3 separate regions of the Homo sapiens genome follow, and regions 1 and 3 are each linked to region 2. A link is a contact called in ENCODE Hi-C or POLR2A ChIA-PET data. All regions are on one chromosome and are shown on one strand. The core of a region is the stretch at or near the end of the contact, and the rest is flanking DNA. Distances in the headings are between cores, read along the strand shown. Region 1 holds the start of TBC1D10A (TBC1 domain family member 10A). Region 2 has its middle 17 kb from the start of LIF-AS1. Region 3 overlaps TBC1D10A (TBC1 domain family member 10A).

Region 1 (4,623 bases), core at 1,641-4,140, 110 kb after region 2:
GGTAGCCTGTGACCTGCTTTCTTACCCCCAGGCCTGGCAACTTCCACATCCAAAATGTCTTAAGACAACCTTTGGCCCAGGGTAGCTGAAATGGACCTTTAATCTGGAGTCAGAGTCCCCACCATCTCCACAGTACCCATGAGGGCTAACGTTTCACTTCTCTAGCATAGAACATGGACTCCTAGCCTTCAACCACGAGACTGGGTTCAGGGCGGTCACCCTGAAGCTTTCCATAACTTCCCCTCTATGGCCTTGGGCAGGGACTTACTCTTGGCTTTTTTGAAACCACAATATAAATTAAGTAGGGAACATCGAAGCTTTCAGATACCAGAGATTTTAGGTTGACTGACAGGCTCCAGAAAGTGAGGGAAGGAGAGAGGACTGGAGCTGGGATCCCACCTCAGCCCCAGCCCTACAGACAGCAGCCATGTAGAGGGTGTCTGCAGAGCCACATCCCGGGTTTGTGGTTGTGGGGTAAGAAAGACAGATGTCTGGCTGCCTGGTTGGGGACTACAGCCAAAGGGAGGTGCTTCCACTGGGGCCTCACTCTGCCCACAAATACCAGAGATATGCCCTCATTTTTCTCTTCATTTCTCAGACCCTTAGAAGGAAAGAAAGAAAACTAACATTTTCTGGGCCGCTACTTGTGACAAGCGCTGTGCCAGGCACCTTCACGTATCATATACTCATTTAACCCCCAGAGTAATGTTGGGAAGTGGGTGTTACTGTCGCCCTTTACAGTGAGTAAACAGGCTCAGAGATTCAGGATCTTGCCCAAGGTCACAAAGCTAGCAAGTGTAATTCCTAAGTTTGGCCTTTTCCTAATATATCACATTGCTCTGCACCCCAAGATCTGGTTGATTGCCTGATAAGCATGTAGTAGGAACTCTCATGCCCTAGCATTCTCCCACAAATCTGAGCTCTTCCTTCCAAGGTCCCATAAATGCAACTGGGAACTCCTTTCCTAGATCTCAAGACCACACACCTCCCTGGGTCCTAATCCCAGGTGACTGCTCCTCAATTCAAAACACTCCAGGTCCCCACTAAGTTCTCACAAGTGAATCCCTGGGGAACTGTGACAAAGCATCAGTCAGGGTGAGGGTTCAGAATGAGGGGTGCTCTCTCTGAGTCCTGGACTAAACCTAGCCTGCTGTGAGCCAGTAGGGAGATACTGGAGGAGACAGATCCAGTGGGTGAGAGGGAACTCCCCTTAGGGGAGGGGCCTGGATTTCTCCAAGGAAGAAGGAGGCCTGGTGAATAAGAGGCTTTAGGGCTGGGGAAAATCCCGGAAGTGACAGGGGTTCTTAGACAGTTAAAGCGCTTCCATAAGTCATGAGAGAGTCTGGGGTGACCTTGGACAATCTCAATTGGTCAGAGAAAGGGAGAAAGGATATTCTCTGGAGTAGGGTCATGGCAGGGCCCCAGGAGCTCCTACTGGTGATTGGGATGGAAAGCACACATCAGGAGGGAGTCTTGTCAGTTCTGTGCACAACACTGGTCTCACGTGACAGGACAGCTGGGATGGGAGTGGGGTATGGAGTCCATCTTTCCTAAGGGGACCGCCAGCCTGTACACATGATCTCTGAGGCCTGGGCTCGGGGGATTCTGTGGGGCAACATGGGGCCCAGCTTGGAGGCAAGGTGCTGTTCCACTGCCCCACATTTCTCTGTCTGCTAGCTGGGTGTCTGGGTGCTCTCGGGATAGGACATCGGGGGGTGCTAATATGAGCAGGGACCCTGCTGTCTCCCTGCCTGCCCCCGTCCCACGCCCAAGATCTGCCCTTGGGAGGAGGCGCATACATACACAGGACATACACAGAGCCCATCTACTGGCTCCTGTGGCTGCTGGAGCTGATGGTCTGTCCTAGTGGTGGGGCTCCCTGTCGCCCTGTACGTGCTGGGAAGGGGGAGTACCTGCCCACCTGTTGCCAGTGCCAGTGGAGGAAGCTGTGTATGAGCGGATAGGGGGCCCTTCTCCGACCCTTCCATGAGGAGAAGGGACTGTCTGTCCCAGGATGGAGCTGAGGGGAGGGAGGTGACCAATGTCTGTCCATCCAGAGGTCTGTATGCCTCGAGGAAAGGGTCAGTCTGTCCTGGGAAGGGGTGGGGGCGGGGCAGTCAGTCCTGAAGTCGGTCTGAGGTCTCCTGGTGTGGGGGCAGTGAGGCGGGGAGACAAGGGCGTCTGTGGGTTTGTGGGAGGGGGAAAGATGGAGAATGAGTGTCTATGGAGGGGGGCGCCAGCCATCTGGGAGCCTGTCGGGGTGGCAGAAACAATCATCCCTAAGGTCTTGGCGGCAGGGGTGGGTTTGGGGCAGTCTGTCATTCTGTTCCACGGCTGGAAGGAGGGCACAGTCGGTCCTTCCTGGGAGCGGGTCAGTCTGTCCGGAGGGTGGAGGTGGCGGGTGGAGGTGTGGGCCCGTCCGCCCCCTGGGTCGGAAGTAGGACTGCGAAGGGGGCGGGTCTAGGAAGGCAGGGGTGGTGGGGGTGGGGCAGGGGAGGGAACGGGGATTAGTGGTCCCTGCCTGGGAGGGGGACGTGTCGGCAAGTCCCGAGGGCGCCTCCGTCCGTGTCGAGGCCCCTCGCGTGGGTGGCGCGCTCAGTCCCGACCCCCGGCGCTACTCACGCGCCCTCGGCGCCCTGCGAGCCCACGATGAAGCCGAACTTGTCGATGCGGCGCTCGGCGAAGCCGTTGGCCTCCGAGTCAGACCCGAGAGAGCTGAGTTCGTCGGTGGTTGCGGCGTCGGGGCCCTGGGCCAGGCTCTCCCGGGTTCCCGACAGGCTTTCCCCGGCCGCGGGCGCGCGCGGCCCATTCTCTCCGTTGCTCTTCGCCATCCCAGCCGCGCCCGCCGCCTGAGCTCCAGCGGCCACCTCAGCCGCCCTGCTGCCGCCGACGCCCCGCCCACGCGCGGCGCCTATTGGCCGCCGCAAGGCCGGGGGGCGGGGCTCCAGGCCCACCCCGGAGCTCTCCCCCCACGCCCAATGGGCGCCGCGGACCCCGGGCCCCGCCCACCCTCCCCCGGCGGGCGCCAACAAGCCCGAAGTGAGGGGGCGGGGCAGCCGTCACCGCAGCCCTCCCCGCCCTCCTCCGGGCTGCCAATCACAAGAACTCACCTGGACGAGCTCGGGCCTTTCCGGGTTGGCTCCAAGCGGGGCCTGTCACCTACTGCAGAGCGCGAGCCGGAGGCCCAGGGCTTCCTCCATGGATTCCTCATCTGCCTCCTGAGCCCCGCTCCCTGCGAGACCCCAAGGACGTGGTAGGGATTGTTTGCCCCATTCATTTATGAGGAACTCTGAGGAGGCCCAAGTGAGTTCAGGGACGCAGAGCGGCTTAAAGGCCCAGCCTGAGCCAGAAGTCTGGCAGTCCCATTGCACTCACTGCTTCTGGGGCTTTAAATTACCTCGTGAGACCTAATTATTAATAATCACCAGCGTTTACTGAGCCACGCACGCCCGAAGCTCTACCTACTTTCTCCTGTAGTCTTTTCCCCAGCAGTTTTATGGAACATAAACATACCATAAATTCACGTTTAAAGTGTACAATGATTTTTAGCATATTTACAGAGTTGTGCAGCCATCACAACATTCTAATTTTAGAACATTTTCATCACCCCAAAAAGAAACTCCTACCAATTAGCAGTCACTCCGCATCCTGGCTCCCCCAGTCCCTGGCAACCACTAATCTGCTTCCTGTTTCTATAGATGTCCCTTTTCTGGATATTTCATATAAATGGAATTATACAATATATGGCCTTTTATGTCTGGATTCTTTCTCTTGAACATTTTCAAGTTTCATCCACATTGTAGCATGTATCAGTGCTTCTGGATTCACATCTGCCCCAGGTATGTCTGACTCCACCCCTCCCTTTCCTGGGATAGGCCCACACCGCCATGAAAGACCTATACTGCCCCTCCTGGGAGCTGGGACTATACCAGATTTTGTTTTTCCATTCATCAGTGATGGTCATTCGCGTGTTTCTAGTTTTTAGCCATTATGAATAATGCTGCTCTGACCATTCAGGTACAAGCTTTTGTGTGGGGGCCTTATGTTTACATTTCTCTTGGATAGATAAGGAAGAGTGGAATTGCTGGGTCATATGGCAACTGTTTAACCTTTCGAGGAACTGGCAAACTGTTTTCCAAATTGGTTGCAACATGTCTTGTAATCTCTTAGCAATGAGGTATACACCATTATTAGTCCCATTTTACAGTTAAGGAGACTGAGGTAAAGTCAGTTGCCTAAGGTCCCAGAATTAGCTGTGAATATAGCCAGGATTCGAACTTAGCTCTTACCAACTGCCTATATTTGGAGGGATGGGCCGATTTTATCTATATGGGCTTAGCCCCAAGCAGCTGATTTCTGACCCTAGAGATTGTCAACTCTTGGATCTATAATATAATGATAGCTCCTCGCTTATGTCTAGTACTTTATGGTTTACAAGTCACAGTATATTGTCATCTGACACTCCCTGCAGACCTGTGGGAGAGACAGGCCTAGAGAGGGGAAGGGACTGGAAGACTCAGACCTGGCTGCAGGGCCTGGGACAGACTATTCAGGGCCCCAAGGCAAGCCCCAAGAGGGGGTCTTGAGCCTTGAGTGATTTCACCTTGATGCCATGTGGCCTGG
Region 2 (4,512 bases), core at 418-2,917:
TTCTTCTTTCTTCCTTCCTTCCTCTCTCTCTTTCTTTCCCTCTCTCTCTTCTTTCTTTCTCTCTCCTTTTCTTTCTTTCTCTCTCCTTTTCTTTCTTTCTCTCTTTCCCTCTCTCTCTTTCTTCTTTCTTTCTTCCTTCCATCCTTCCTTCCTCTCTTTCTTTCCCTCTCTCTCTTTCTTTCCACCCTCTCTCTTTCTTTCTTTCCTTCCTTCCTCTTTCTTTCTCTCTTTCCCTCTCTCTCTCCTTTCTTTCTTTTTCTTTCTTTCTTTTTCTTTCTTTCTTCTTCTTTCTCTCTCTCTCTCCTTCCTCCCTCCCTTCCTTCCTTCCTTTCTTCCTTCCTTCCTTTCTCTCTCTCTCTCTGTCTGTCTGTCTGTCTCTCTCTCTCTCTCTCTTTTTTTCTTCCTTCCAGGGCCTTATTCTGTCACCCAGGCTGAGTGCAGTGGTGCAATCATAGCTCACTGCAGCCTCCACCTCCTAGCCTTAAGACATCCTCCCACCTCAGCCTCCTGAGTAGCTGGAGTCACAGGAACACACCACCATGCCAGGCTAGTTTGTTTTTTTTTTTCTTTTTGTAGAGATGGGGGTCTTGCTATGTTGCCCAGGCTGGTCTTGAACTCCTGGGCTAAAGCCATCCTCTTCCTTAGCCTCCCAAAGTGTTGGGAGTACAGGCGTGAGCACCTGGCCCAAGCTCTCTTTTTGCAGTGGTAAGAATGTTCTAAAATTGACTGTGGTTGCAAATATCAGTGAATACACTAAAAACCACTGAATTCTGCACTTTAAATGGGTGAATTTTACAGTGTGTGAATTCTCTCTCAATAAAGCTGTTGAAAAAAGAAAAGTGTGAAGGTGCAGGCTTTGAGAAACTCACAGGTCGGGGAGGATAGAGAAGTAAACGATTCCTGTCATAATACAGCAGGCACAGGCGGGGCACAGGGAGACGACCTGGTGAGCGGGGCTGGCTGAGGACAGGTGTCTGAGCTCAGGAGTGAAAATAAGTTTTCCACAAGAGGCCATGTTAGTACAGTGCTATGGGAAGAGAGGGGGACACCTCTCAGCCTAGGGAGCTTGGGTGAAGGGAGAGGCAATCCAGGAAGGCTTCCTAGAGCAGGTGCCATTGGGCTGAGTCCTGAAAAATGAGTCAGGCAAGAAAGCAAGAGGCAGAAGAAGATGTCACAGGTGAAAAGGGTGGAAGCCTACTCAGGGAATGTTCTGGGTGGAGGTTGGGGTGTGACAGGGAGGAGAATCCTGCCTGGTGTCCTGGGAAGGACAGTCCCCCGACATCTACCTCTACCCCCTGTGTTTCTTCAAGCAAGCCCTTGCCCCTCTCTGGGCCTGGGTTCTAACAAAAGCCCTTCCATCTCTGAGGCTGAGAGTCTCTGGGGCTCAGGTTGGAGTGATGAGGGCAAAGGGAGGGCAGACGGGGAATCAGGAGGAGGGGATGTCGTCGGGTGTCAGGGCCTGGAGACAGAGGGACCGAGGCTTCTATGGCCTTCGTGGCCACAGAGCCGGACCTGCTGCCCAGGGGCCACGTCCCCGCTACCCTCAGGCCTCCCCAGGAAACAGAAGTGCCTGGGGAGGAATCGAAACAGAAACACAGGTGTCTCTCCCTGGGCAGATTCCAAGAAAAAAAAAGAAAGTGGCCTCTAGAGAAGAGAACTTGTGAGCTTTGAAGGGAGGAAGGAAACCCAAGCCGCGAGAGGAAGCGAGAGAGGAGGGTAGGTGTGAGAGAGAAGCAGGTGCCCCAGGCGCAGGCCACACCGGCCACGGCCCACGGCCATGCCACCAGTCAGGCTTGTGGAACCCAACCGCAGGCAGCTTTGAGGGGGCACAAGAAGTGTGTGGAGGAGGAGCGGGCCCTGATGACGGTCCCCAGTGGTGCCACCAGCTTCCTGTCTCCTCGGCCCTGATACTCTCTTGGTCTCCCCAAGTCACCGTGGCCCTGGCACTAATGAGTCCTGAATTTGGAGTCATGGGGTCTCCTTTTGGCTTTTTGGAGAGTTCAGCCTTTTGGCCCCACCATGTGTGATTTGCAGTCTCTGAGCCTCAGTTTGCTTGTCTGTAAAATGGGGACCGCCAGTGCTGCTCTCCCTCTGCCGTCGGGGAGCACAGAGTGTGCACTGGAGGAAGACAAAGCAATGTGCATGAAAACACCTGGCCATGCAGACCTAAGGGATGGGAGGATCGTGGGCATGATGATATTAACCTCTTGTATGGTGATGGTATCCATTTCTTGGATGGTGAGGATATCAACCTCTTCGTGCAGTGTTTTCACCTTTCTGAAGCATCTTCTCATTACTTACCTCCTCTGAGCCTCACAGTGCCGAGTGCAAAAGGCCAGGTGGGTGTCCTTATACCCATTTGACAGGAGATAAAACTGAGGCTTGGAGAAGCAGCATCACGGAGCAGGCAGGAGAACCATGGGGATGTTGGGCTCCTGGGGCCTGGACATCACCACCCACCTCTTTGCTTTCCTCTGGCCCCGTTGGCTGCCAAGCTGGGGTAATTGGGGTCCTTGTGCTTTTCACACAGGTAGAGACCACCCCGACACCCCAAGCCAAACTTCCTGGGTCACATGGAGGGTGTTCAGGCTGGAGCAGGAAAGATTCACAAACACACCATCAAATATTTGAAAGCCTTTTAGGTAGAAGCTGAATTAGGCTAGTTCCGGGTGGTCCCAAGGGTAGAACAAGGACAAATGCCCTAGGAGGTTATAGGAACATGGAGAAGGGATTCAGTTCGTTATGGAAAAGAGCATTCTGAATACACTGAGCCAGTTACAGATAGAACATGTTGCCTGCAGGGTGGTGAGCTCCCCATCACTGGGGGCATTCAAGTGCAGGCCTGACAACCAGGTGGCAGAAGAGGTAGTGCAGAGGGGAGCAGATTCTATGAGGGAGGTTACCCTAGCACCGGGCTTCTCAACCTCAGCATGATCCACACTCTTGGAGGTGGGGGCTGCCCTTGGCATTGTAGGATATTCAGCCGCATCCCTGCTGTCTACAGCCAGTTGCCAGCAGCATCCCCAACTGTGACAGCCAAAAATGTTTCCAGACATTGTCAAGTGTGCCCTGGGGCAGAATTGCCCCCAGTTAAGAAGTTCTGGCTTAGATGACCTTTAAGACCCCCTGAGATCCTAGGATTCTGTCATTCTACACGAGGAACCACAAGAGTCACTGTCATTTTTTGAGCCCGTGTGGACTGCATGCTGCTAAGAGTCTTGGACACATCATGCCCTTTAATGTTGTAACTGCCTGGGTTGGTACCTCTTCTTACATAACCTCTCCCACTCCTCGGCTGTGTTTATTCCAACTCCTTACATCCCGGATGGCGTCCCTCCCACCCGCTGCAGGCCCTCCCTTCATCCTTCCCCCACCCATCCCATTCACACCCCATCTTTTATTATATTCCAGCACCTCTGTGCTCCCCTAAATAGCACCGTGTCTAGGGTCTCCATGTCCGTCTTCCCACTGGACGCTGGGCTCTTGGAGGGCCAGTTGGCTCTTGTTCAACTCTGGATCCCCACATAGTAGGGATTCACCACACATGTACTAAGGGACTGAGGACTGAGGCAGACACATCGGCTCAGGGGTATCCGTGAACCAGCCCTGGTCAGCTGGGGCTGCCTGACTCTGCAGCCCTCGAGTCCCCTGAATGCACCCCTGGGAAGCAGCCCGCTGTCCGGCTCCTCCGTGCACAGGTCTCTAACCCAGAGAGAGGCCCACAGTGTCCACCGGAAGGACGAGGGGCAGGACGTGTGGGCAGGAGCCTCCCCTGTAGGAGGAAATGACCTGGATAATGAGGGTGACCACAGCCTCGTTCATGAAACCCCAGATACCCGACCTGGTCTCTGTCTTCAAAGCCAGAAGGAGGACGCTTTAGGGGAAACAAGGGAAGTCCCACGGGGAAATGGTCAGGCGGAGGGCGTTCCTGTTAACTGAATATTCTGATTAAGTGGGAGCCATAGCATGGGCTGGCAGGAAGCCCACCGCCCTTTGTGGGGCTGTCTTTGTGGGGTTTCTTTCGTAGAGCGATGAAGATTTGAACTATGTTGGCAGTTTCCAAGCTTTCCGGGTGTTTTTATTTTGGTTTTAGCAGAAGAAGTCCCTACTTCTTAAAGGAAAATCTCATGTAATATCCCATATGTAAAACCCCATCCCAAGGCCAGGAGTGGTGGCTCATGCCTGTAATCCCAGCACTTTGGGAGGCCAAGGCAGGTGGATCACTTGAGTCCAAGAGTTCGAGACCAGCCATGGGTAGCATGGTGAGACTCCATCTATACAAAAAGTAAATACAAAAATTAGCAGAGTGCAGTGTGTGTGTCTATAGTCCCAGCTACTCCGGAGGCTCAGGTGGGAGGATTGTCTGAGCCCAGGAGGCAGAGTTTGCTGAGATTGTGGCACTGCACTCCAGCCTGGGTGACAGAGCAATTCTCTGTCCCAAAGAACAATAAAAAAAAAACCCTTCCCAAAGTGGCTCTGAGTCACCTGCCAGCCCCACAGAGATCCTCAGAG
Region 3 (4,710 bases), core at 811-3,310, 84 kb after region 2:
TATATGCCTGACTGTCAGTCCTGAGCTTTCTGTGAGGCCCGGCAGCCAGCTGTGCCAGCCTGGATCAGACCAGAGTGTCAGCTGATGAGAGTGGGCAATAGGGTTCATTCTGTGCATTAGGAACTTGTACAGAGAGACCCTAGCTGTAAGGCTCGGAACAGGCCTCCTCTAGGCCAGGTGGTAACACCATGCTGAGGGCAGCCAAGGATATCAACACACACACACACTTAAGAGTGGTGGGCAAGAATGTTCCCACAGGGCAATAGAGCTAGTGTCTAAAGACAGCCTCACTTGAAAAGGACTACTGGGTGATTTCATTTTCGTAAGACTATCATTAAAGTGTGAAGTTACTTTCTTCTTTCTTTGGCCAGGAGTCAAGAGGGAAGTCATCAAGTTAATCTAGAGGGTAAAGAAGGCCTCGTACTGTGGTGGCTAAGAGGGCAGGTGCTAAAGGTACACTGCTTGGGTTCAAATCTTGACCAGGTCATCTGTAAAGTGGGGATACTACTATTACTAACCTCACACTAGGGTGCTGTAAGGAATTATCCCAGGCAAGTGCCAAGCACAAAGCAAATGTTCCATACACGCTAGTTACTGGCAGTATTGTAAAGTCCTCCTTGATAGTTGGTAAGCAGCACTTAAGTCCTTCCCCTGGGAAGGCTAGAAGAAAGCTGTGTTATGGCTGTTGGCTAAGAGTGGCTTTGAGGTTTAGCTCCAGGACAATGTTCTGCATGAATCTGAAGTCATTGTGTTAGGGCCCAACCTTCCCCCTGCCTTCAAGCCAGCTTCTGTCCTGCACTGGCAGTTGGAGGACACCTAAGGCATCTGGCAGTTATAGAAGCCTCTGCTTTCCTAAGCTGATGAAGTTCCTCCCTCTTCCTCCTCCTCCCCAAGCTGCCAACTCCCAGCCCAATACCTGAGGCCAGGCCCCTCACCTTTTTGTGCTTCTTGGCCATCCATTTGTCCCAGTTGTTGAGCATGTCCAGCCACTTGGACTCCCTCTGCCTCAGCACCTCCAGGGGTACTTCCTCCAGCCTGTGGAGCAGAGGGCAGGGCCTGTGAGAGGTGCCAAGGGAAGCAAAGGCCCTGGCTTCATTCCCAGCCGCCAGCCTGGTCAGACCTCCATTCTTCCTGCCTACCATCCCTGCTGTTCCCTTCAGGACTGCTACCTCGGACCATCCTATTGCAGATGAGAGGGAACACGCCACCTCCCCATCCACCGCCTCAAGGCATAAGCTAGAGAGACAGCAGGTGGTTCAAGTGCCTACTTCCCTAATGTGGCCAGGACCCATGGTACCTCTCTGAGGCAGAGGCTGAGTGAGTGTCTGCATCTGTGCAGCAAAGCAAAGCATTCCTGTCCTGGGTCTGCCTTAGTCAATAAGCCTCTTCAGAGGGCCGGTGTACAAGGTGCAGAGTTGAACACAAAAACTAGTCAAACGAGTACAGAAATAATATGCTCACCTCTTTACTTGAGCCAAACTCATTACTCAGAGTTTCCCCAATTATGCCCTGGCCCTTTCCCTCTCAGCCTTTATTCATGCCAGTAACTTTGCTGGAATGCTTCCCAAATCGTCTCCACCCATCAAAATCCTACACACACTTCAAAGCCCCATCAAATACCACTTCTTCTATCTGTAGATCTACTGACTGGGCAGCTAGCACAACTGTGTTGCAGTGTTCTAGGGCGAGGGCCTCTGGATGGGTTATGGGGATGCCGTCCCATGATTAAAACAAAGTCTTGACCCTCATGGAGTTGATATTCTGGTGGGCACTGAATGTGGGGAAAACACCTCAGCACCAAGGTGCTTTTTTCTGCTTTCTTAACAGAATAAGGTATTAATGACAGACAAGGAAACAGGCTTAGAGAGGTAAGATACTCAGGAAAGGTATCTTGCTTAGCGTTCAATCAGTGGAAAAACCCAGACTCAAATACAAGTCAGGTCCCAGCCAAGAGCCAGCACACAGTGCTGCCTGACCTCTCAGAAAGGAGCACAGAGTCGGAGGCAGCTCAGAGGAGGTTCTCAGGAACAGGACACAGTGGGGCTGGGGCTTGGCCCAGGCCTGAGTCTCTGATCCTCTCTCTGCCGGAAGGAAATGTGCTACTGTGACTTTTACTGGTTGGAAGAGCAGAGGGAGGGGCCCTGGCAGAGCTGAGGCCTCTAAGACACAAAAGGGAAGGTCTTCTTCAGTGCATTTTATCTGGGGAAGTGCCCAGGCCTGAGAGTAGCCTTGGAACTGAACGTCTGAGGAAGGACTACAGCCCAGGCAAAGGAGGCCCCCTCAACGCACTGATACAAGGCACCCCACCTTGAACTGCTGCCCCTCTCACCACCTAAAGGCAGAACTAGGGCATGAGTTACTCCTTTCTTTGCCTTTCCTGATAAAAGCAAAGCAAGGACCACGCCTTTACAAAAGGTCAGGTAATTTACAAAGGGATATGTATCTCCGGGCAACCCCCAAACATCCCAGGAGCAGAAACTAAGGGCCCACACCTCCCAGGCCATGATACCTTCCACCACCTATAATGCACTGCTTATGCAACAAGTCAGAGGAACAGCCTTCTAGTTAACCAGTCAGAAGGGTGCCCAAACTGAGTCAACAGGAAGTTCTGGCAGTTATGGATGTAGATAATGGCTAATCCAATATCCCCACTGCACAGATGAAGAAACTGAGGCTTACAGAGGGCAAGGTTTTCACTTGAGATTACCAGTTTCCAAAGAACTCACAGGTGATTAAATATGTCTATCTGATACCTCAACCCTCAGTCTGGCTTTATTGATAAAATCTAACTGCAGGGACTCAAAGATGCCCATTCTCCCAACTGCAGATACACAGAGGAACATGTTAAATTCAGAGTTCTTTTAACTGATGCCAGATAACAGCTTTGGCAGTTTCAAACCCCCAATGTCAAACCTCAAACCGGAACTTCAGAAGAGTACAAAACAAACTACCATATTTCCTGGATTCTAAGACACCACTGATTTTAAGCTACACCATTGATTTGGCAAGATCTTCTCAGAAACAAACAAAAAACCCACTACTACTTTAACTGTGCATGTCAATTGAAAGATCTGTTTTGATTTTTTAAATCCTAAATTAGGAAAATTTTAAGGCAATATGGCCATCTGAATGGCTTTTCCTTTAACAGCAGAGGAGTTTAATCTACCTGGAGATGGTGAGAAGGAAGACACTGGAGGTCTGGCTGTACCCAGCACTCAGCGTACCACATGCTCTCTAACTGCAGGTAGATGTCTCTAGGCACAGGATATACTCCTGAAACATTGCAGGCTATCTATTTTTTTTGTTGTTAAATCAGAAGAGTCACATATCCTTCAATTAACTCAGTCAGGATCTTAGAAAACATCTGATCCAACTGCTGTCTGATATAGAAATCCTTTCTACATTAGGCAAGTCCCCTTTCTTCTCTGATCCTCAGTTTCGCTATATGCTTGTACAGTCTATCTTATGAATTTGACCCTCTAAGGAGGCCCACAGAGGAGCTGTGGGATGAAGCTGGGGCCAGAGGGGTCCCTGAAAATAGTATGACAGTGTAGAAGCCCTGAGGAGGCTTCCTCCTGACAGTGGAGAGGGCAGGAACCAATTGCTAGTGAGAGAGAAGCTGGCCCAGTATAAGGGACCACAAATGGCCCATGGGGGATGTCGCAAATCTGGCGGCCTCACTCATCCTCCAGAAAACCCCTCCTTCCTTAAGGTAGACTGAGGGAGTCTCTGAAGCCAAAAGAGACAAGTGAGACCAGTTTCTTTTGGCTCAGCCACTGCTGGAACTCCTCCAGGGATGGGCCTTCCTTACCTCCAGGTGAAGTCACTCTATTGTTAAACAGTTTCCACTGCTAAAGCTTTCTTCCCCACCTTATGCCAAAATTGTCCTAGTAACTTCCACCGTAATCTCAACACCGCTTTTGAGGCCATACAATTCTCCCATACCAGGCACACACATGTTTATCCCTCACCATCCACTCATCCCTAACTGAATGCCCTTTCTTCTCCCTTCTCCAAGTGACAGTAACCCTTCAGAGCCCAATATTACATTAAAAACCATCACTACAACAATAATAATATCAGCAACAGTAGTTACCATTCGTAGATTATTTACTACTTACAATTTTCTTCTCAATGCTTCACATACCTTTATCACATGTACCTTTTGTAATAACCCTACTATAACATCATTCTCCCCTTTTTATTTTATTTTTTTGAGACGGAGTTTTGCGCTTGTTGCCCAGGCTGGAGTGCAATGGCGCGATCTCGGCTCACTGCAACGTCCGCCTTCCGGGTTTAAGTGATTCTCGTGCCTCAGCCTCCCGAGTAGCTGGGATTACAGGCGCCCACCACCACACCCAGCTAATTTTTTGCATTTTTAGTAGAGACAGGGTTTCACTATGTTGGCCAGGCTGGTCTTGAACTCCTGACCTCAGGCGATCCACCCGCCTCGGCCTCCTGAAGTGTTGGGATTACAGGCGTGAGCCACAGCGCCCGGCCCATTCTCCCCATTTTAAAGTAGAATCCAAGGCTTAGTAATGTTAAGAGTGTTTTAAGACCATGTAGCTATAAGTGGCAGAGCTGGGACTCAAACCCAGGCCTGACTGACTCTACAGCTCATGCTCTTGACCCTTGTACTACACTTCTCTGCCTCCACAGGCCAAGCCCTCAGCCTCCACACAGCCTGCATGCCTGCATGCCTGCATGCCT

Evidence for each region. Hi-C counts contacts between places; a loop is a spot of excess contacts on that map. ChIA-PET counts read pairs that join two places held with the same protein, here RNA polymerase II (POLR2A). Pooled maps may share reads with other maps.
Region 1: a loop to region 2 is called in a pooled map, with 3 times the contacts of the local background. The contact joins the promoter of TBC1D10A here to the enhancer-like site in region 2. A Hi-C loop is called at or near these places in 2 of 50 pooled maps. POLR2A ChIA-PET finds 5 or more read pairs at or near these places in 4 of 52 experiments (AG04449, Caco-2, PC-3 and 1 more).
Region 3: a pooled map shows a loop between it and region 2 (2.4-fold over the local background). The contact joins two enhancer-like sites. A Hi-C loop is called at or near these places in 2 of 50 pooled maps. POLR2A ChIA-PET finds 5 or more read pairs at or near these places in 3 of 52 experiments (Caco-2, activated naive CD8-positive, alpha-beta T cell and naive thymus-derived CD8-positive, alpha-beta T cell).

What each region holds. Positions count from the first base shown.
Region 1 is chr22:30,324,051-30,328,673 of GRCh38, forward strand. It overlaps TBC1D10A (TBC1 domain family member 10A), which reads right to left and starts at 2,891. Exons shown (of 9, transcript NM_031937.3): 1 at 2,623-2,891. The coding sequence starts at 2,831. RefSeq lists an enhancer at 1,298-2,247 and silencers at 2,464-2,513, 2,814-3,143.
Region 2 is chr22:30,219,709-30,224,220 of GRCh38, forward strand. No RefSeq gene overlaps it. Among named protein-coding and RNA genes, the nearest start is that of LIF-AS1, 17 kb to the right of the region's middle. RefSeq lists enhancers at 1,563-2,193, 3,174-3,675, 3,676-4,175. Within about 2 kb of position 1,668, at least 6 of the 41 ENCODE cell types and tissues checked have a DNase peak (open chromatin) inside an H3K27ac peak, as active enhancers do.
Region 3 is chr22:30,303,596-30,308,305 of GRCh38, forward strand. It overlaps TBC1D10A (TBC1 domain family member 10A), which reads right to left. Exons shown (of 9, transcript NM_031937.3): 2 at 936-1,035. Among named protein-coding and RNA genes, the nearest start is that of CASTOR1, 16 kb to the left of the region's middle. RefSeq lists an enhancer at 1,081-1,580. Within about 2 kb of position 2,061, at least 36 of the 41 ENCODE cell types and tissues checked have a DNase peak (open chromatin) inside an H3K27ac peak, as active enhancers do.